Linked DNA regions of Homo sapiens: all the other regions are linked to region 1. Evidence: read pairs that join two places in POLR2A ChIA-PET (ENCODE). Cell type or tissue: GM12878. All regions are shown on one strand.

What was found. ChIA-PET counts read pairs that join two places held together with the same protein. Peaks named below come from ENCODE experiments on the same cell type or tissue, not always from the same donor. Only the 100,000 strongest peaks of a DNase experiment are listed, where the experiment ranks them.
Region 2: POLR2A ChIA-PET joins it to region 1 with 8 read pairs; 4 of 35 experiments call an interaction of 5 or more read pairs at or near these places.
Region 3: POLR2A ChIA-PET joins it to region 1 with 5 read pairs; 1 of 35 experiments calls an interaction of 5 or more read pairs at or near these places.
Region 4: POLR2A ChIA-PET joins it to region 1 with 5 read pairs; 2 of 35 experiments call an interaction of 5 or more read pairs at or near these places.

What each region holds. Positions count from the first base shown.
Region 1 is chr11:66,608,617-66,613,616 of GRCh38, forward strand. No RefSeq gene overlaps it. Among named protein-coding and RNA genes, the nearest start is that of RBM14, 5.5 kb to the right of the region's middle. In GM12878, no CTCF peak of the experiment used is centred here; a DNase peak (open chromatin) is centred at 3,085; H3K27ac peaks cover 1,326 bases.
Region 2 is chr11:66,777,065-66,782,064 of GRCh38, forward strand. All of the region lies in intron 2 of TOP6BL (TOP6B like initiator of meiotic double strand breaks), which reads left to right. Among named protein-coding and RNA genes, the nearest start is that of TOP6BL, 35 kb to the left of the region's middle. In GM12878, no CTCF peak of the experiment used is centred here; no DNase peak of the experiment used is centred here.
Region 3 is chr11:67,104,597-67,109,596 of GRCh38, forward strand. No RefSeq gene overlaps it. Among named protein-coding and RNA genes, the nearest start is that of KDM2A, 12 kb to the right of the region's middle. In GM12878, no CTCF peak of the experiment used is centred here; no DNase peak of the experiment used is centred here; H3K27ac peaks cover 682 bases.
Region 4 is chr11:66,902,190-66,907,189 of GRCh38, forward strand. The region is part of intron 3 of PC (pyruvate carboxylase); the gene reads right to left. Among named protein-coding and RNA genes, the nearest start is that of MIR3163, 30 kb to the right of the region's middle. RefSeq lists an enhancer at 2,945-3,592. In GM12878, no CTCF peak of the experiment used is centred here; no DNase peak of the experiment used is centred here; H3K27me3 peaks cover 23 bases.

The DNA of each region.
Region 1 (5,000 bases):
TTTAAAAGGCCGGGCGCGGTGGCTCACGCCTGTAATCCCAGCACTTTGGGAGGCCGAGGTGGGCGGATCACGAGGTCAGGAGATCGAGACCATCCTGGCTAACATGGTGAAACCCCGTCTCTACTAAAAATACAAAAAATTAGCTGGGTGTGGTGACACGTGCCTGTAGTCCCAGCTACTCGGGAGGCTGAGGCAGGAGAATGGTGTGAACCCGGGAGGCGGAGTTTGCAGTGAGTGGAGATCGCGCCACTGCACTCCAGCCTGGGCGAGAGAGCAAGACTCTGTCTCAAAATAATAATAATAATAATAATAATAATAATAATAATAATGATAATAACTTAAACATTAGCTGAGTGTGGTGGCACAGGCTTATGGTCCCAGCTACTTAGGAGCCTGAGGCAGGAGGATTGCTTGTGCCTAGGAGTGTGCAGCGGCAGTGAGCCATGGTCACGCCACTCTGCTCCAGCCTGCTTGAGAGAGTAAGACCTTGTCTCTAAAAAAATAAAAATAATTAAAAAAAAAGAGGCCTTTAATCCCAGCAGTTTGGGAGGCCAAGATGGGAGGATTGCTTGATCCCAGGAGGTCAAGGTTGCAGTGAGCCATGATTGTGCCACTGCACTCCAGCCTGGGGGACAGAGTGAGACCCTGTCTCAAAAATAAATCAATAAATGAAAAGGAAAATTTAAGTCCAAGATGGGAAGATTACTTGAGGCCAGGAGTTCGAGACCAACTTGGGCAACATAGCAAGAACCCCATCTCCAAAAAAAAATTTTTTTTTTTTTTGAGATGGAGTTTCTCTCTTGTTGCCCAGGCTGGAGTGCAGTGGGGTGATCTCGGCTCACTGCAACCTCCACCTCCTGGGTTCAAGCGATTCTCCTGCCTCAGCATCCCGAGTAGCTGGGACTAAAGAAAGGTGCATGCCACCACGCCCGGCTAATTTTTTGTATTTTTAGTAGAGATGGGTTTTCATCATGTTAGCCAGTTCCTGACCTTGTGATCCGCCCGCCTTGGCCTCCCAAAGTGCTGGGATTACAGGTGTGAACCACCACACCCGGCCTATACCTCCATATTTTTAAATAACATGACTGTGTCATTGTTTCTTATTTTCAGTCTTGATATTGTCTGTGGAATTCTATATTAGGATGAATTCTGCAGTAAGTAATACAGTCCTAATAGTGGCCAAAGCAATTAAGACATTTAATTATGTCACCAGATCAACAGTCTGGATATTTGAGGATTCAGAGCAGGTCCAGTGGTGTGGCAACGTCAGGATACTGTCATCATGAACTGTGTGTTTCTCTTCATGTCCCCTCCTCCCCTTTTGGTGGCAAGGGTGATTACCACAGCACCAAGCCTCCCATTGTCACACATTCACATGATAGGGTGGAAAGCTGGAAGGAAGGAGACCAAAAAGGGAAAAGCTCCTTTCTAGCAGAGAAGAACACCTATGCAATGGAATAATGAAAGTTAGCTGTGAAAACGTCTTTATCTGTGTTGTTACTAACTCATATCAGTTTCCTGTAATCAGTTTCCTTTGTAACAGTGGCAGCTGTAACAAAGTACCACAAACTGTGGCTTAAAACAACAAAAATTTATTCTCACAGTTCTGGAGGCCAGAAGTACAAACTTAGTATCACTGGGCTGAAATCAAGGTGTGGACAAGAGCTTGCTTCCTCCAGAAACTATAGGGAAACATCCCTTCCTGGCCTCTTCCAGCTTTGTGTGGCCGCTGGCATTCCTTGGCTTGTGGCCGAATCTCACTCCAATCTTCAAGGCCAGCACCATCCACTCAGTCTGCTCTGTCTTCCCATGGCCTTTTCCTCCATGTATTTGTGTCAAATCTCCTTCTGCCTCCCTCTTACAAGGATGCATGTGATTGCATTTAACACCACCAGAGTAATCCAGGATAATCTCTTCTTAGCAAGGGCCATTGATTTAATCACATCTTCAGAGACTTTGCCACATAAAGTAACATTCAGAAGTTCCAGGGATTAGGACCTAATATCTTTGGAGGCCATTAATAAACCTGCTACAGTGACCTAGTAAACCACAGGTAAATTGATACAATTAACTTAGGAAAAGGTCTCATAAGTAAATTTGACGGTACTCTAGTTTCCATGACAGAATTTCTCTCTAGCCTTTCTCTCCATTCGTTGTAAAGAGATAAGGACTTTACTTGTCAGATTGCTTTATTACAGAGATTGTTTTTACCCAAAACTAAGTTTACCTAAGTTTACAAAATTTGATTTAGATCAGTGGTTCTCAGTGGGGATGGTATGGCCCTATGGAAGTTTGTGAGGGCTATTTCTTCTGGCTGTGACAATGCTAGGTGGGGGCGGGGATGCTGCTGGTATTGGGGGAAGACTAGGGATACTTACCAACCTTCAATGTGCAGGATAGTCCTGCACCAAATAGCCCACAGGATACCCTTGTAGGTGAAAAATCACTACTTATGTATATTTCAGATGGTGTCTTGCTCTGTCACTCAGGCTGGAGTATGGTGGTGTGATCATAGCTCACTGTAGCCTCCATCTCATGGGATCAGGCAGTCCTGCCTCAGCTTTCTGAGTAACTGCAACTACAGGCATGCACCACCATGTCCAGCTAACTTATTTTTTATTTTCTTTATTTATTTTTGAGACGGAGTCTCACTCTGTTGCCCAGCCTGGAGTGCAGTGGCATGATCTCAGCTCACTGCAATCTCTGCTTCCTGGGTTCAAGTGATTCTCCTGACACAGCCTCCTGAGTAGCTGGGATTACAGATATGTGCCATGACGCCCAGCTAATTTTTTTTTTTTTTTTTTTTTTTGTATTTTTAGTAGAGATTGGTTTTGCCATGTTGGCCAGGCTGGTCTCAAACTCCTGACCTCAAGTGATCTGCCTGCCTTGGCCTCCCAAAGTGCTGGGATTATAGGCGTGAGCCACCACAGCCGACCTATTTTTTTTCTTTTTTTCTTTCTTTCTTTTTCTTTTTTTTTTTTTTTTTTTTTTGAGACATGATCTCTTAGTTTGTTGCCCAGCCTGGAGCCCAGCGTCATGATTATCGTAGCTCTGTGCAACCTGAAACTCCTGGGCACAAGCAAGCTTTTTGCCTCAGCCTCCCAGCTGGGACCACTGGTGCACATCACCATGCCTGGCTAATTGCTCTTTTTCTTTTTTTTTTTTTGTTTCAGACAGTTTCACTCTGTCACCCAGGCTGGAGCACAGTGGTATGATCTCGGCTCACTGCAACCTCCACCTCCCGGGTTCAAGCAATTCTTGTGCCTCAGCCTCTCAGGTAGCTAGGATTATAGACACGCGCCAGCACTCCCGGCTAATTTTTTGTATTTTTAGTAGAGATGGGGTTTCACCATGTTGATCAGGCTGGTCTTGAACTCCTGACCTCAAGTGATACACCCACCTCGGCCTCCCAAAATGCTGGGATTACAGGTGTGAGCCACTGCGCTGGGACTAATTTTTATATTTTTTGAGACATGGGGTCTCCCTGGGTTGCCCAGGTTTGTCTCAAACTCCTGGGCTCAAGTGATCCTCCTGCCTTGGCCTCCCAAAGTGCTGGGATTATAGGCATTGAGTCACTGCGTCTGGCCAAACTTCTTACTATGTGTCTTACATTGTGTTCAACACTTGTTATTGCTCAAAATGGCCTTATCCTTCATACATACCTGCCAAGAGAAATTTTTATTAGAGACAAGGCCTCCCTGTGTTGCTCAGGCTGGAGTGCAGTGGTGCGATCACAGCTCACTGCAGCCTTAGCCTCCTGGGCTCAAGTGATCCTCCCATCTCAGCCTCCAGAGTAGCTGGGACTACAGGCACACACCACCACACCTGGTTAATTTTTAAAATTCTTTTCATGTAGATGGGGGTCTATGTTTCTCAGGCTGGTCTTGAACTCCTGAGCTCAAGTGATCCTCCTGCCTCAGCCTCCCAAAGTGCTAGGATTACAGGGATGAGCCACCACACCCATCCCCAAATTTACAATTAAAAAACTCTTAAACCTAAAAACAAAAATGTGGTAAAGCCAGTTATTTTATAGGTAAGATGATACTCATATGTGTAAAGAATCTAGCTGGGTGTGGTGGGTCATGCCTGTAATCCTAGCACATTGGGAGGCTGATTCTGGAGGATCACTTGAGGCTAGGAGTTTGAGAGCAGCCAGGGCAACAAATTGACCCCCGTCTCTACAAAGTAAAAATTAAAAAATTATCTGGGGGTGGTTGGGCATGGTGGTTCATGCCTGTAATCCTAGCATTTTGGGAGGCTGAGCTGGGCAGACCACGAGGTCAGGAGTTCAAGACCAGCCCGGAAGGTCCAGGCTGCAGGGAGCCATGATTTCATCACTGTACTCCAGCCTGGGGGACAGAGTGAGACTGTCTCCAAAAAACCAAACCAAACCAAAACAAACAAACAACAACAACAAAGAAAAAACCTGCAAACTTTTCTTTGAGATCAGCCAAGCCAAGCTAGACACTTTACAGATGAGAAACTCAGTGAGGGCTGCAGGAGCGAAGAGGGTTGCCCACCTGGACCATAAAACTGAACTAGGGCTAATTTAATGCTATTTCCATTATTCTAGATCAAGGAGTCAGATCCTTATTCAAGCCCCAGCATTCTGATTTGCCAGATCTGTGAAATTTGGCAAGATTCTTTACATCTATTTAATTAATTTATGTATTTAGAAACAGAGTTTCACTCTTTTGCCCAGGTTAGAGTGCAGTGGCACCATTACAGCTCACTATAATCTTAAAATCCTGGGCTCAAGCGATTCCTTCCCCCTCAGTCTCTCAAGTAGCTAGAACTACAGGTGCACCACCACCCGCAGATATATGTGTGTGTGTGTGTGTGTGTGTGTGTGTATATACATACACACACACACACACACACAAATATGTACGTATGTATTTTTTGAGACGGAGTCTCACTCTGTCACCCAGGCTGGAGTGCAGCGGCCACAATCTCAGCTCACCGCAACCTCCGCCTCCTGGGTTCAAGCAATTCTCCTG
Region 2 (5,000 bases), 170 kb after region 1:
ATATATCTATATCTATATATATCTATATATCTATATCTATATATCTATATCTATATCTATAATGTTGTCCTATGTCTTTTTTTACTTAACATAAGCATTTTTCATGTTATGACATAGTCTTCTAGTCATTATTTTAATGGCTAAATTATCCATCAAGATGTATCATAAATTAGCCATTTTTCTATTAATAGACATTTAGGTTTATTCTTTTTTTTCCCCCATTATTATGAATAGCAGGATAGTTTAGTGTCTAGGAGATTATACTGTGTGTTCTTGAACAAGTTTTTGATCTTTTGAAAGCACCTACCTCATAAAATTGTTTTGAGGATTAAGTGAAGTAATACGTATAATGCATGTAGCACAGTGGTTATTCTGAATACACAGTTCTCAATAAGTGCTAATTAATATCACTGGAATGAATATCTTAATGCATATAGCTCTTTACTATATTGAAAATTTTAGGATTAATTTTATGAGATAGAATTAACTTGATCAAAGTCTGTGTACATTTTTATGGCTCTGAAATTGCTTTGTAAAAAGTGTTGGCCAGGCGTGGTGGCTCATACCTGTGATCCCAGCACTTTGGGAGGCTGACATGGGTGGATCACTTGAGGTCAGGAGTTCAAGACCAGCCTGCTAACATGGTGAAACCCCGTCTCTACTAAAAATACAAAAAAATAGCCTGTAGTCCCAGCTACTCGGGAGGCTGAGGCAAGGGAATCACTTGAATCCGGGAGGTGGAGGTTGCAGTGAGCCAAGATCACACCACTGCACTCCAACCTGGGCATCAAAGCAAGACTCCATCCCCCCAAAAAAAGTTGTGTCTTGTAATGCTAACATTTGTAGCAAAGTTACCAACTTCACCGTACTTTGCCAGCATTGGGAATTTCAATTACTTAAAATATTTAAGCTAATTTACAAGTTAATGAGATGGTTAAAAGTTTTAATTATATTTCTCTGAACCTTTTAATAAGTGTTTACCACCTCTATTTTCTGTTTTCTGAACTTTGTGTCTTTTTCTTTTCTTTCTTTTTTTTTTTTTTTAAGAGACAGTCTCAAACTCCTGGGCTCAAGTGATTCTCCTGCCTCAGCCTCCCAAATTGCTGGGATTACAGACTTGAGCCACTGCACCCAGCCTTCTCCATGTCTTTAGGGACAAACTTCTAGGATGAAATTTAGGATGAATTAAGTCATTAGCTTGACACCATGATGTACAAATCCCTGAATTTCAGTTTCATTGTTAAAATGCCATTGTTTCAAGATGCTCAGTTGGCTATGGAAAGATAGGTCATCTATCCCAGCTACTCAGGGGGATCTTTTGAGCCCAAGAGGTCAAGGCTACAGTGAGCTGCGATCACAGCACTGCACTCTAGCCCGGGCAACAAAGTGAGACTGTCTCCAAAAATAAAATATAAAATTTATATGGAAAGAAAAACCCAGAATAGCCAACGCCATATTGAAGAGTAAAGTCAGGGGACTGGCACTACCTGACTTCAAGACTTATAAAGCTACAGTAGTTAGCCCAAGGTAATTAATAGATTCAATGCCATCCCCATCAAGCTACCAATGACTTTCTTCACAGAATTGGAAAAAACTACTTTAAAGTTCATATGGAACCAAAAAAGAACCCGCATTGCCAAGTCAATCTTAAGCCAAAAGAACAAAGCTGGAGGCATCACGCTACCTGACTTCAAACTATTCTACAAGGCTACAGTAACCAAAACAGCATGATACTGGTACCAAAACAGAGATATAGACCAATGGAACAGAAAAGAGCCCTTAGAAATAATGACGCATATCTACAACTATCTGATCTTTGACAGACCTGACAAAAACAAGCAATGGGGAAAGGATTCCCTATTTAATAAATGGTGCTGGGAAAACTAGCTAGCCATTTGTAGAAAGCTGAAACTGGATCCCTTCCTTACACCTTATACAAAAATTAATTCAAGATGGATTAAAGATTTACATGTTAGACCTAAAACCATAAAAACTCTAGAAGAAAACCTAGGCAATACCATTCAGGACATAGGCATGGGCAAGGACTTCATGTCTAAAACACCAAAAGCAATGGCGACAAAAGCCAAAATTGACAAATGGGATCTAATTAAACTAAAGAGCTTCTGCACAGCAAAAGAAACAACCATCAGAGTGAACAGGCAACCTACAGAATGGGAGAAAATTTTTGCAACCTACTCATCTGACAAAGGGCTAATACCCAGAATCTACAGTGAACTCCAACAAATTTACAAGAAAAAAACAACCCCATCAAAAAGTGGGTGAAGGATATGAACAGACACTTCTCAAAAGAAGACATTTATGCAGCCAAAAAAAACACGTGAAAAAATGCTCATCATCACTGGCCATCAGAGAAATGCAAATCAAAACCACAATGAGATACCATCTCACACCAGTTAGAATGGCGATCATTAAAAAGTCAAGAAACAACAGGTGCTGGAGAGGATGTGGAGAAATAGGAACACTTTTACACTGTTGGTGGGACTGTAAACTAGTTCAACCATTGTGGAAGTCAGTGTGGTGATTCCTCGGAGATCTAGAACTAGAAATACCATTTGACCCCGCCATCCCATTACTGGGTATATACCCAAAGGATTATAAATCATGCTGCTATAAAGACACACGCACATGTATGTTTACTGCGGCACTATTCACAATAGCAAAGACTTGGAACCAACCCAAATGTCCAACAATGATAGACTGGATTAAGAAAATGTGGCACATATACCATGGAATACTATGCAGCCATAAAAAATGATGAGTTCATGTCGTTTGTAGGGACATGGATGAAGCTGGAAACCATCATTCTCAGCATACTTTTACAAGGACAAAAAACCAAACACCGCATGTTCTCACTCATAGGTGGGAATTGAACAATGAGAACACATGGACACAGGAAGGGGAACATCACACACCAGGGCCTGTTGTGGGGTGGGGGGAGGGGGAGGGATAGCATTAGGAGATATACCTAATGTTAAATGGCGAGTTACTGGGTGCAACACACCAACATGGCACATGTATACATATGTAACAAACCTGCACGTTGTGCACATGTACCCTAAAACTTTCATAAAAAAAAAAGAAACTGTGGTATTGGCAAAAGAATAGGTAAATAGTGTTTTTTTGCTCAATTTTGAGTATTTTTAAATACTCAAATACTTATAATTCCCTGCCTTATGAGATTATTTTTGCTCTGAAAAGCTAGCTGTCAAGAAAAATTCAAGGAAAAAAATAGTCTTTTATATTCACTTATTTATGATTTCTGGTGCTCTTCATTTCTTCCTTTATAGCTGGGTTTCCATCTTCAGCCTGAAGAAAATCCTTTAGCAAATCTTCTAGCAGCAGATTATTTCATCTTCTATCTTAAAATGCCTTTACCTTAACCTCATTTTTAAAGGATATTGCACTGGAATATCTGGCTTGATAGTTTTCTCCTTTTCAACATTTTGAAAGATGTTGTCAATTGTCTTCTGCGCTTTATTGTTTTTATTTATTTATTTTATTTTATTTTTTTGGAGACAGAGTCTCACTCTCTCACCCAGGCCGGAGTGCAGTGGCGTGATCTTGGCTCACTGCAACCTCTGCCTCCTGGGTTCAAGTGATTCTTGTGCTTCAGCCTCCTGAGTAGCACTGGGATTACAGACATGTGCCACCACACCTGGCTAATTTTTTGATTTTTAGTAGAGACAGGGTTTTTCCATGTTGACCAGGCTGGTCATGAACTCCTGGCCTCAAGCGATCCACCTACTTTGGCCTCCCAAAGTGCTGGGATTATAGGCATGAGCCACCGCGCGTGGACCTGGCCTTTATTGTTTATGGTAAGAAGTCAGCTGTGATTCATTTTATACCTCCTGTGTATATGATGTGTGCTTTTCCTCTGGCTTCTTTCAATATTTTATCTTTATCTTTGGTTTTTATCATTTTGACTATTATATACCTAGGTGTGATTTTCTTTGCATTTATCCTCCTTGGGGTTTGCTGAGCTTTTCACACCTTAATATTTTTCATGAAATTTTAGGGAATTTTGTTCATGGTTTTTTGATGTTTTTCTTGTCCTATTCTCATTTTATTCTCCTATCCTCCTTCTGGGACTCCCATTGCACATATTTTAGACTGGTTGATATTTTCCTACAGGTTTCTAAGACTATTCATTTTTCTTCAGTCTTTTTTTTCTTTATTCTCCAGATTGGATAGTTTTTGTTATTTGTCTTCAGTGATTTTACTGACTCTTCTGTCACCTCTAATCTGCTATTAAACCTATCAAGTGAATTCTTCATTTCAATTATTTAACTTTTCAGTTATAGAATTTCTTTTTGGTTCTTTTTGTATAGTGTTATCTGCTGACATTTCCTATCAGTTCACTCATTAAGGCCGCCTTTTAAGCCTTTGAACATATTTATAATAGATTCTTTAAAGTCTTTCCTAAATGTAATATCTGTACCATATCAGGTTCTGTTTCTTTTCTTTTTTCAGAGACAGGGTCTCACTCTGTCACCAGGCTGAAAAGTGCAGTGGCACAGTCATAGCTCCTGCAGCCTCCAACTCCTGGGCTCAAGTGATCCTCCCACCTCAGCCTCTTGAGTAGCTAGGACCCACAGGCATGTACCACCACGCCCGGCTAATTTTTAAATTTTTTTGTAGAGATGAGTCTTTCCATGTTGCCTAGGCTAGTCTCAAACTCCTGGCCTCAAGCGATCTCCCTGCCTTGGCCCCTCAAAGTGCTGGGATTATAGGCATGAGCCTGGCCCTCAGGTTCTGTTTCTATTAGTTGCTTTTTTTCCCCCTTGACTGTGGGTTATCATTTCCTATTTCTTTGCATATTTAGTACATTTTTGTTTTATACTGGGCAATATGATCATATTCTATATTGTGTTATCTATCTCTGGAGAGTATTAATTTTTGCTCTAGTAGGCTATGCACCTTGACCTTGTACAGGCTTGTTTTTATGCATTTTAAAGGGTAGGTCTGTAGAAAGCCAATGC
Region 3 (5,000 bases), 500 kb after region 1:
CATTTTCCACCTTGGCCACTTTGCCCCAGACGCTCCGGCTGCTGCTGTTTGAGTACACCAACACCCGTTCCCATGGAAGGTCTTTGCTCAAGCTGTTCCCTCTGCCTAGGAGGTTCCTTTTTGCTAAACAATCTCAACTCCTGTCTCCTGTGTCACCTGCTCAGAGAAGCTGTCCCAATTTCTTTTTTTTTTTTTTTTTGAGACGGACTCTCACTCTGTTGTCCAGGCTGGAGTGCAGTGGCACGATCTCACCTCACTACAGCCTCCGCTTCCCGGGTTCAAGCAATTCTCATGCCTCAGCCTCCTAAGTAGCTGGGACTACAGGTGCCCACCACCATGCCCAGCTAATTTTTGTATTTTTAGTAGAGTTTTGCCATGTTGGCTGGGCTGGTCTGGAACTCCTGGCCTCCAGTAATCCACCCTCCTCAGCTTCCCAAAGTGCTGGCATTACATGCATGAACCACTGCACCCAGTCTGTAACCAGTAATTTCTTTTTTCTTTTTTGTTGAGATGGAGTCTTGCTGCATTGCCCAGGCTGTAGTGCACTGGCGCAATCTCGGCTCACTGCAACCTCCACCTCCCCGGTTCCAGCAATTCTCTTGCCTCAGCCTCCCGAGTAGCTGGGACTACAGGGGTGCGCCACCATGCCCGGCTAATTTTTGTATTTTTAGTAGAGACAAGGTTTCACCATGTTGACCAGGCTGGTCTCAAACTCCTGACCTCAGGTGAGCCACCCATCTCGGCCTCCAAAAGTGCTAGGATTACAGGCATAAGCCACTGCATCCGGCCCATAACCAGTAATTACTAAGTCAGCTCAAATGCTGCTTCCTCCATGAAGCTTTCCCTGAGTTGATACTCCTCCCTACAGCAGAAGTGGCCCCTCCCACCTTTGCGCCCTCACAGATTCCTGTGGAAACTGTGCTTTTTTTTTTTTTTTTTTTTTTTTGAGACGGAGTCTTGCTCTTATAGATTGACCAGGCTGGAGTGCAATGGCATGATCTCAGCTCACTGCAACCTCCGCCTCTGGGGTTCAAGCGATTCTCCTGCCTCAGCCTCCCGAGTAGCTGGGATTACAGGCATCTGCCTCCACACCCAGCTAATTTTTTGTGTTTTTAGTAGAGATAGGGTCTCACCATGTTGGCCAGGCTGGTCTCAAACTCCTGACCTCAGGTGATCCACCCGCATTGGCCTCCCAAAGTGCTGGGATTACAGGCGTGAGCCACCACGCCCTGTCTTTAATTATTATTATTTTTATTATTTTTTTAAACAGGGTCTCGCTCTGTCACTCAGGCTGGGGTGCAGTGGCACAATCACAGTTCATTGCAGTCTTGAACTCCTGGGCTGAGGGAATCCGCCCCCCTCAGCCTCCTGAGTAGCTAATTGTTTTGGTTTTTCATTGTAAAGATGGGGGTCTCACTATGTTGCCCTGAATGGGAGACTTGTCTATATCCTGTATAGACCTGATGTCCATCATGGCACTCAGTCCTGGTTTACAACCGAGATGCACACATAGCTATTATTAGCCCCTTTCATTTTCTGAAAGTGTCTCAGTGTAGAGGCTAATTTCTTTGTTCACCTGACTTGCCCCCTGACAATGTGGCTTCATGTCACTCACATTGCAATCCCAGTGCCCCGCACAGGCAGGTGCTCTTTCTAGGGAAGGAAAGAATAAATGAACATTTGATCTGGTGGTTAGAAAATGCCATCAATTTGGGGAGTAGCAGAAAGTGCACTGGACTAGCTATCAGAAGACATGGTTTATAGTTCTAATTTCATCACGAAACTAGCTGCATGACCTTGGCCACGCTGCTTAACATCTTTGGGCCTCAGACTGCCAGTTTTTAAATGAGCAAGTAGGATTAAATGACCTCTGCCCTCGATGCTTGCTCTAAGATTCTGTGATTCAGAGTTATCCCCTTAATAGACGAGGACCTCTCAGACCCTAAATGGAAGAAGTTAGTGTGGCACTGAGTACACACACCAGGAAGTCTTGGACGATGGAGAGTGTTGGTGCTGCTCTTGAAGCTGTGCAGGAACCACCTTCATTTTTCCCTCTGCCAGTTCTGTCATGCTGCTGTCTCTTTGGTTAATATGCACGGTGCTGTTTTTTGTTTTTGTTTTTTGTTTCTCTCTCCAATTAAACTGTAAGCTTCTTGAGGATAGGCTCCAAGTCTTATGTTTTAAATCTTGAGGCCCTTTAAGTTAAATTAGAACCTGGCACGTGTTCTGTGGTTGACAATAATGGTCATATGGAGATCTAATCAAATCAAATGTTAGACAGTGGATGGCAGGTTTAATCAGAAATACACCAGAGAAGGGTAGGTATAGTGGCTTACACCTGTAATCCCAGCACTTTGGGAGTCTGAGGAGGGCAGATCACTTGAGTCAGGAGTTTGAGACTCACCTGGCCAACACAGTGAAACCGTGTCTCTACTGAAAATACGAAAATTACCCAGGTGTGGTGGTGGGCGCCTGTAATCCCAGCTACTTGGGAGGCTGAGGCAGGAGAATCACTTAAACCTGGGAGGTGGAGGTTGCAGTGAGCCGAGATCGCGCCACTGCACTCCAGCCTGGGTGACAAAACAAGACTCCATCTCAAAAACAAGAGGCCAGGCGCAGTGGCTCACGACCGTAATACCAGGACTTTGGGAGGCCTAGGTGGGCGGATCACCTAGGTCAGGAGTTCGAAACCAGCCTGGTTAACATGGTGAAACCCCATCTCTACTAAAAGTACAAAATTAGCCAGGCACAGTGGTGTGTGCCTGTAATCCCAGCTACTCGGGAGGCTGAAGCAGGAGAATCGCTTGAACCCAGGAGGCAGAGGTTGCAGTGAGCCAAGATCGCGCCACTGCACTCCACCTTGGGTAACAAGGGCGAAACTGTCACACACACACACACACACATACACACACACACACAAGAAGATAAAAGAAAAGAAATACACCAGAGAACAAAGAGAAAGCAGTGAAAATTATGGGCATTGTCCTATCAAAAGCATCACAATTATATGCCTATGCCTGTGTATTAAGGAGCAACTTAAATACACATGGAGGCCAGGCATAGTGGCTCATGCCTGTAATCCTAGCACTTTGGGAAGTTGAGGTGGGTGGATCACCTAAGGTCAAGAGTTCCAGGCCAGGCTGGCCAACAAGGTAAAACCCTATCTTTACTAAAAATATAAAAATTAGCTGGGCATGGTGGTGTGCACCTGTAATCCCAGCTACTCTGGAGGCTATGGCAGGAGACTTGCTTGAACCCAGGAGGTGGAGGTTGCAGTGAGCTGATATGATATCGCGCCACTGCACTCCAGCCTGGGCGACAGAGTGCGTAAGGCTCTGTCTCAAAGAAAAAAAAAAAAAAAAAGAAAGAAATATGGTCCCATCAAGAGGCACAATGTGGTTTCAGAAAAAGGAAGCCACTGAGGATTCCACATTATGTTATGGCAAGTCAGAATTGCGTATTCCATTTGTCCACTTTTCTGAATTCATTGACAAGAAAAATGCATAAAATACATTATAGGATATATTACATGAGTAGTAAATAGTAAAATGAAATAGAAAATACTTCCGGTGGTGGGCATGGTAGTTCATGCCTGTAATCCCAGCACTTTGGGAGTTTGAGACCAGCCTGGGCAACATAGTGACACCACATCTCTACAAAAAATACAAAATTGGCTGGGTGTGGTGGCTCACGCCTGTAATCCCAGCACTTTGGGAGGCTGAGGCGGGCGGATCACTTGAGGTCAGGAGTTCGAAATCAGCCTGGGCAACATGGTGAAACTCTGTCTCTACTAAAAATACAAAAAAAATTAGCCAGGCTTGGTGGTGCATGCCTGTAATCCCAGCTACTTGAGAGGCTGAGGCAGAACAATTGCTTGAACTCAGGAGGCGGAAGTTTCAGTGAGCAGAGATTGTGCCATTGCTGCTTTCCACCTGAGTGATAGAGCAAGACTCCATCTCAAAAAAAAAAAAAAAAAATTAGCTGGGCATGGTGGTGTGTACCTGTAGTCCCAGCTACTGGGAAGGCTGAGGTGGGAGGATGGCTTAAGACCAGGAGGCAGAGGTTTCGGTGAGCTGAGATTGTGCCACTGCACTCCAGCCTGGACAACAGAGTGACACTCTGTCTCCAAAACAAACAAAAAAAAGAAAATAAAATACTGAATACCGCTGGGCATGGTGGCTCACCCCTGTAATCTCAGCACTTTGGGAGGATGAGGTGTGGAAGTCAGGTGGCCTCACTTGAGGTCAGGGGTTTTGAGATCGGCTTGGGACAACACAGGGACTCGAGCCCAGGAGGTTGAGGCTGCAGTGAGCTATGATCGTGCCAGTGCATTCCAGCCTGCCTGGGTGACAGAAGGAAAGACCTTGTCAAAAAAAAAAAAAAAAGGAAAGAAATGTAAAATAGTAAGACATATTATAGAAACTACCAACATTTACGCAAAGCATAAACCTTCACCCATGGAAACATATAAACTAAAAATATATCGGGCCAGGCACAGTGACTCATTTCTGTAAACCCAAGCCAGCCTTTGGAAGGCTGAGGCAGGAGGATCCCATGAGGCCAGGAGTTTGAGACTAGTCTGGGCAACATAGTGGGACCCCCATCTCTACAAAAAATTTAAAAATTAGCTAGGGGGCCGGGCGCAGTGGCTCACGCCTGTAGTCCCAGCCCTTTGGGTGGCCAAGGTGGGCGGATCACTTGAGGTTAAGAGATTGAGACCATCCTGGCCAACATGGTGAAATCCTGTCTCTACTGAAAATACAAAAATTAGCCAGGTGTGGTGGCGCACGCCTATAAACCCAGCTACTCAGGAGGCCGAGGCAGGAGAACCTCGTGAACCCCCAGGAAGCCCCAGGAAGCAGAGGCTGCAGTGAGCTGAGATTGCACTTCCGCACTCCAGCCTGGGTGATAGAGTGAGACTCCATCCCAAAAAATAAGAATTATAATAATAAAAAAATAAAATTTAAAAAAATGAAATAAATAGACAGATGGGTAAATCC
Region 4 (5,000 bases), 290 kb after region 1:
CTAGGAGAACATATCTTCATAGCCCCATGATCTGACCTTTCATCCTATGCTTTGGAGTTTGAGCACAAACACTGACTGGCTCAGAGGCTTCCCGGAGATGCAGCTCTGGGCATCCACTATTGCTGATTTTACTGTGATGGCCACATAGCAAGTGTCGGAATTGCTGATCATTTGTGTGAGCTGCTACTGAGTGCCAGCCACTGCACTGAGTGATTTCTATGATCTCAATCATCAGAGGGCTTGTAAGGGGAATATTATTGTAAGCATGGAAAGACACCCAGATGAACAGCTTGCCTATGGTCTCAGAGCTCAAAGCCACGTAGACCCCTGTCTGCCCGTCATGCCGAGCTGTGCCTCAGGTCCTGCCCTGCCACCTGGGAGTCCCTTGTAGATAGATTGTCAAGACTGATCATGCTAGTGATTAGTAGTTACCAATCTCTCCTCCCTGCCTGCCAACCTCAGCCACTCTCCTCCACCATCACTCTTGCCCTGGCCACTCCCGGGCCTGTGATCACACCCTCCTCTTCCTCCTCCAGCTGTATCACATCACAGTCACACCTGTGTGTCCCCCAAACTCTGACCACAGCCCTTCCCCCAGGCTAACTGTGTAATCACAGTGGTGCTGCCCAGCCAACCCCCAGCTGAGTGGACATTTTGTTTTGTTGTTTTGGAGTTCTGCAAATAGCAAGAGCTTCCAGTTTGCCTTTACCCTAAAATGCACACCCCAGGGATGGGAGGGAAGCACAGCGGCTGCGGCAAGCCGGGCTGTCAGGCGCCTACCCGCTACACCACCGCAGCCCATCCACCTGCTGAGCAGCTGCTGACTCGCCAGGCCTTACTTTTCTGCTCCACATTAGCAGGGGGGTGTTCATCCGAATATAACAGTTCCTCCTCAGGGGTGAGAAATTAGCTTGCTGAAAACCCCCACTGGGAGGAAGGAGGTATTCAGAGTCGGGGACCTGCGGTGGTGAGTGGATCTACGAAAGCCCTAGGGCCAGACTGCCTTTCCCATCTTCTTAGTCCCAATCCAGAAGCGATGCATTCTCAGCACTGCCAACTCCTTTCCCCAATCTGAAGGAAGAGGGCATGTCTTATAATAATTATGAAAACAAGAATAATTCATAATAGCTGGAGTGCCAGGCCTTGGGTGAGGCACCATCCTGATTGTCTCCTCAATACTCACAAGGCCAGTATGATTCTATCCAACCATGTTGTTGAGCTCATCCCTACGGACTATAATTATTATTATTTTAAAAAATATATTTTTTGGCTGGGCGTGGTGGCTCACGCCTGTAATCCTTGCACTTTGGGAAGCCGAGGCAGGTGGATCACCTGAGGTCAGGAGTTCAAAACCAGCCTGGCCAACTTGGCGAAACCCTGTCTCTACTAAAAATACAAAAAAAAAAAAATTAGCCAGGCGTGGTGGCAGGCACCTGTAATCCCAGCTACTGGGGAGGCTGAGGCAGGAGAATCACTTCAACCTGGGAGGCGGAGGTTGCAGTGAGCCAAGATGGTGCCATTGCACTCCAGCCTGGGCAACAGAGTGAGAGACTCCATCTCAGGAAAAAAAAAAAAAAAAAAAAAATATATATATATATATATACACACACCCACACACACCCACACACATATATACATTTTTTTTTTTTTTATTTAGAGACAGAGTCTCACTTCGTCACCCAGGCTGGAGTACAACGGCACGATCTCAGCTCACTGCAACCTCCGCCTCCTAGGCCCAAGCAATACTCCTGCCTCAGCCTCCCGGGTAGCTGGGATTACAGACACCCAGCACCATGCCCAGCTACAGACTATAATTATATTTAACAACAATATTGCTAGTGCTCTGCAGTTTAGAAGGCGCTTTAGCAGACACTCTCACTTGCTACTAAGAGTAACCTCGCCTGGTAGGTAGGACAAGCACATCTTCATTTGACAGAAGCTTTTACACAGAGCATGGGGCTTTCTGGCCTATCTCCCACCCCTAATGTCCCACACCAGTTCCTGATCTCCTGCCCCACCCCTCCTGCACCCTGCCCCTTCTCAGGTGACTCACTGTGTCAACATCCTTGAAGGAATGATTTCTGGTTCATGGCCCCAGAGCTGGAGCTTTGGAAGGATAATGGGAAAAGCAGCCAGGGTCCCTGCCCTCAAGAGACAAGCATTCTAAGGCTGGGCGCGGTGGCTCATGTCTGTAATCTCAGCACTTTGGGAGGCCAAAGCAAGCAGATCACTTGAGCCCAGGAGTTTGACACCAGCCTGGGCAATACGGTGAAACTCTGCCTCTAAAAAAATACAAAAATTAGCCTTGCATGGTGGCATGCGCCTGTAGTCCCAGCTACTCAGGAGGCTGAGGTGGGAGAATCACCTGAGCCTGGGAGGTCAAGGCTGCAGTGAGCTGTGATTGTGCCACCACACTCCAGCATGGGTGACAGAGCGAGACCCTGTCTCAAAACACACACACACACAAAAAGACACGAGTTCTAATGAAAGAGAAAGGACAAATACAAATAAGGAACTGTATGACTAAGTGGGATGGAAGGCCTGGCAGGGGTCACCTGGCCAAGTCTGGACCACAGGCTGCTGTGATTCTGTGGGAAGGGAACGGCATTAAGAGGAACGGCATTAAGAGTTAAACCTTGGGTTCAAGTTCTGGCTTTGCTATCATCCATCATATGACCTTGGGGAATTCACTCTACCTCTGGACCTGTTAGTCCGTCTACAAAACAGATTTATCCCTCTCAGCACAGAGCGCTGACAATTAAGGGATCTGTTTTACAGGAAACTTCAAATTGGCTCTTCGGTTTCAGAAACTGTAAACCACAATACATATGCAAAGGACTGTGATTAGATTTCACCTCATCAGAGGTATCAAGTGTTTACTGAGCAACAAACTGCCTGTAACACACACTTGAGGGATGGAGGATCATATAAAACATGGCCTCTGCCTTTAAGAAAATCACTATCTGCTGACGAGGCAAGACTGGCACAGCCAACATATAACAAACACATAGTGTGTGCAAAGGCACTGCTGTTAGAGAAAAGGGAGAGGAGGCAGGCCGAGCAGCTTAGGAGAGCTAAGTGAAGGCTCACAGAGGAGACGCTTGGCCTGGCCCTTAGCAAGGGTGCCAACGCCTGCTGTGTGAGTGCACTGGGGTGAGAGGGAGAAACAGGACCGGCTGTCCTCGTCTCCAAGGGCGGACTCCAAGCTGACTCTGTTCAGGGTCAGGGGCCAGTGGAGCCAGTTCAAATCCTGATCACAACCCCCTAATGCTAATTAATCTGGTTACCTAGAGGAACTAAGTTGTCTGAGACTCTGTAAAATAAGAATAATTATTTGACTTTGTATGTTCATTGGGAGGATGAAATATGAGAATGCATGTGAACTGGTCCATATTAGGGATGTAATACATGCTACAAATTAATAATCCTTGACATCAAATAAGGTCTGACTGCCAGGGTGGGATCAGATTTTGGAAGGTCAGAAGCACCAATAGAGAAATATAGACACAATGATTTGGGGGTGATCAGCATAGAAGTGACAGCCAAAGCCATGAGAAAGAGCTTGGCCTCAGCAAGGTGGGGAGGGCTGCTGCCCACAAGCCCAGCTCCGGCCACCAGCATGCTCCCTCCCCACCCGAACCACGGGTGCCTGGGCTGCCCAGGCCCTGGCGAGCTTAGCCCAGGGCATCACCACTCACCTGCTTTCCTGAGAAGAGCACAGGAGCAGAGGTGGAACAGCAGAAATGTGAGGAGGAGAAACTGAGGCAGGAATGAAACTGAAGGGATGGTCTTAAGAGGGGCAAACAAATACTGCTAGTATGTCACAGCACAGGAGCCCAAAAGAGAAGTTTCAGGCAGAGGTGGGCGGGCGGGGAGCCTGCAGTAACATGAACTCTCAAAGTTGTGGGGAAGGGCAGCACCAAAGCAGACAATGACCCAGTGAGAAGCTGACACGGAAGCAACGGAAGATGAATCAGGAGGTTTAAGGGAACGATATGCAGCCCCGCCTAAAAAGTATGCATTCATTCATTCAGTCACTTCTGAACGAGCCTTTACAACATGCCAGGCACTGTCGGTCATCAGAGAGAAAGTTGTGCAGGAGAGAACAGGTCCCTGTCCTCATGAAACTGACATTTCATTCCAGCCAGGAAACCAAGCACACAAACAAGACCAAAGATCCATCCTGATCGGTAAGTACTGTCTCCTGGCCTCAGACTCCCTCCTGATGGCAGGTCTCCCTCGGTGTCACAGAGAAAGGCACCACCTGACAGAGAACAAAGCCACGGTGCTCAATCCCTCCACCCCTGGCCTAGAACTCCCGGGGTGGGGAGAAAGGCATGTTCTTAACAATTGCTAATCCCGAGCAGTTTGGGACTAAGCAGAGGGAAATAGAGCTGAAGCATACACAGATGTCCACGTCACCTCCATCCCCCCAGTCTTTCCCCCTACGAGCATGCCCATGTACACACACATGCACACTGCATTTCTCCCCTCTCCTTGGATTGTTATCCCATGACCTGGCAGGGAGCCTGGCCCGTTTGCAGTTAAAGAACAAGAGGCCATTTGGAACCTGATCAGTTTCTCCTCCTCCTAAACTGAGGAAAAGGTTTTCTTCAAAATGGGAGATGTTCTCTCCCCTTAGATCTGAGCAGTGAGTCCTACTCAAACGCCAGAGGTCTGGTCTCCCAAAATACGGGTAGTAACATGTTTTTCCTGCACTGCTGTCTGGGAGGTCTCACATGTTGAACAGAGCATGACCTCAGCCCTCCTATTTCCCAGATTCCTAAAGGAAAGCCGGGCCTTTCTGTTCTGTAACTCCAGGGCATTTTGTGAAGGACTGAGCCGGCTGGGGAGCTGGAGCACAGCACACGAAGGGCCGGCTGGTGCTGAACTATGAGCAGGGCCTCCCCATGACCACTGGCAGCCATGCCATTTACACAAGGAACCATGTGGCCTTTCCCTCAACTGTCACCATCATGCAAGGGTGTTCTGGCCCAGAG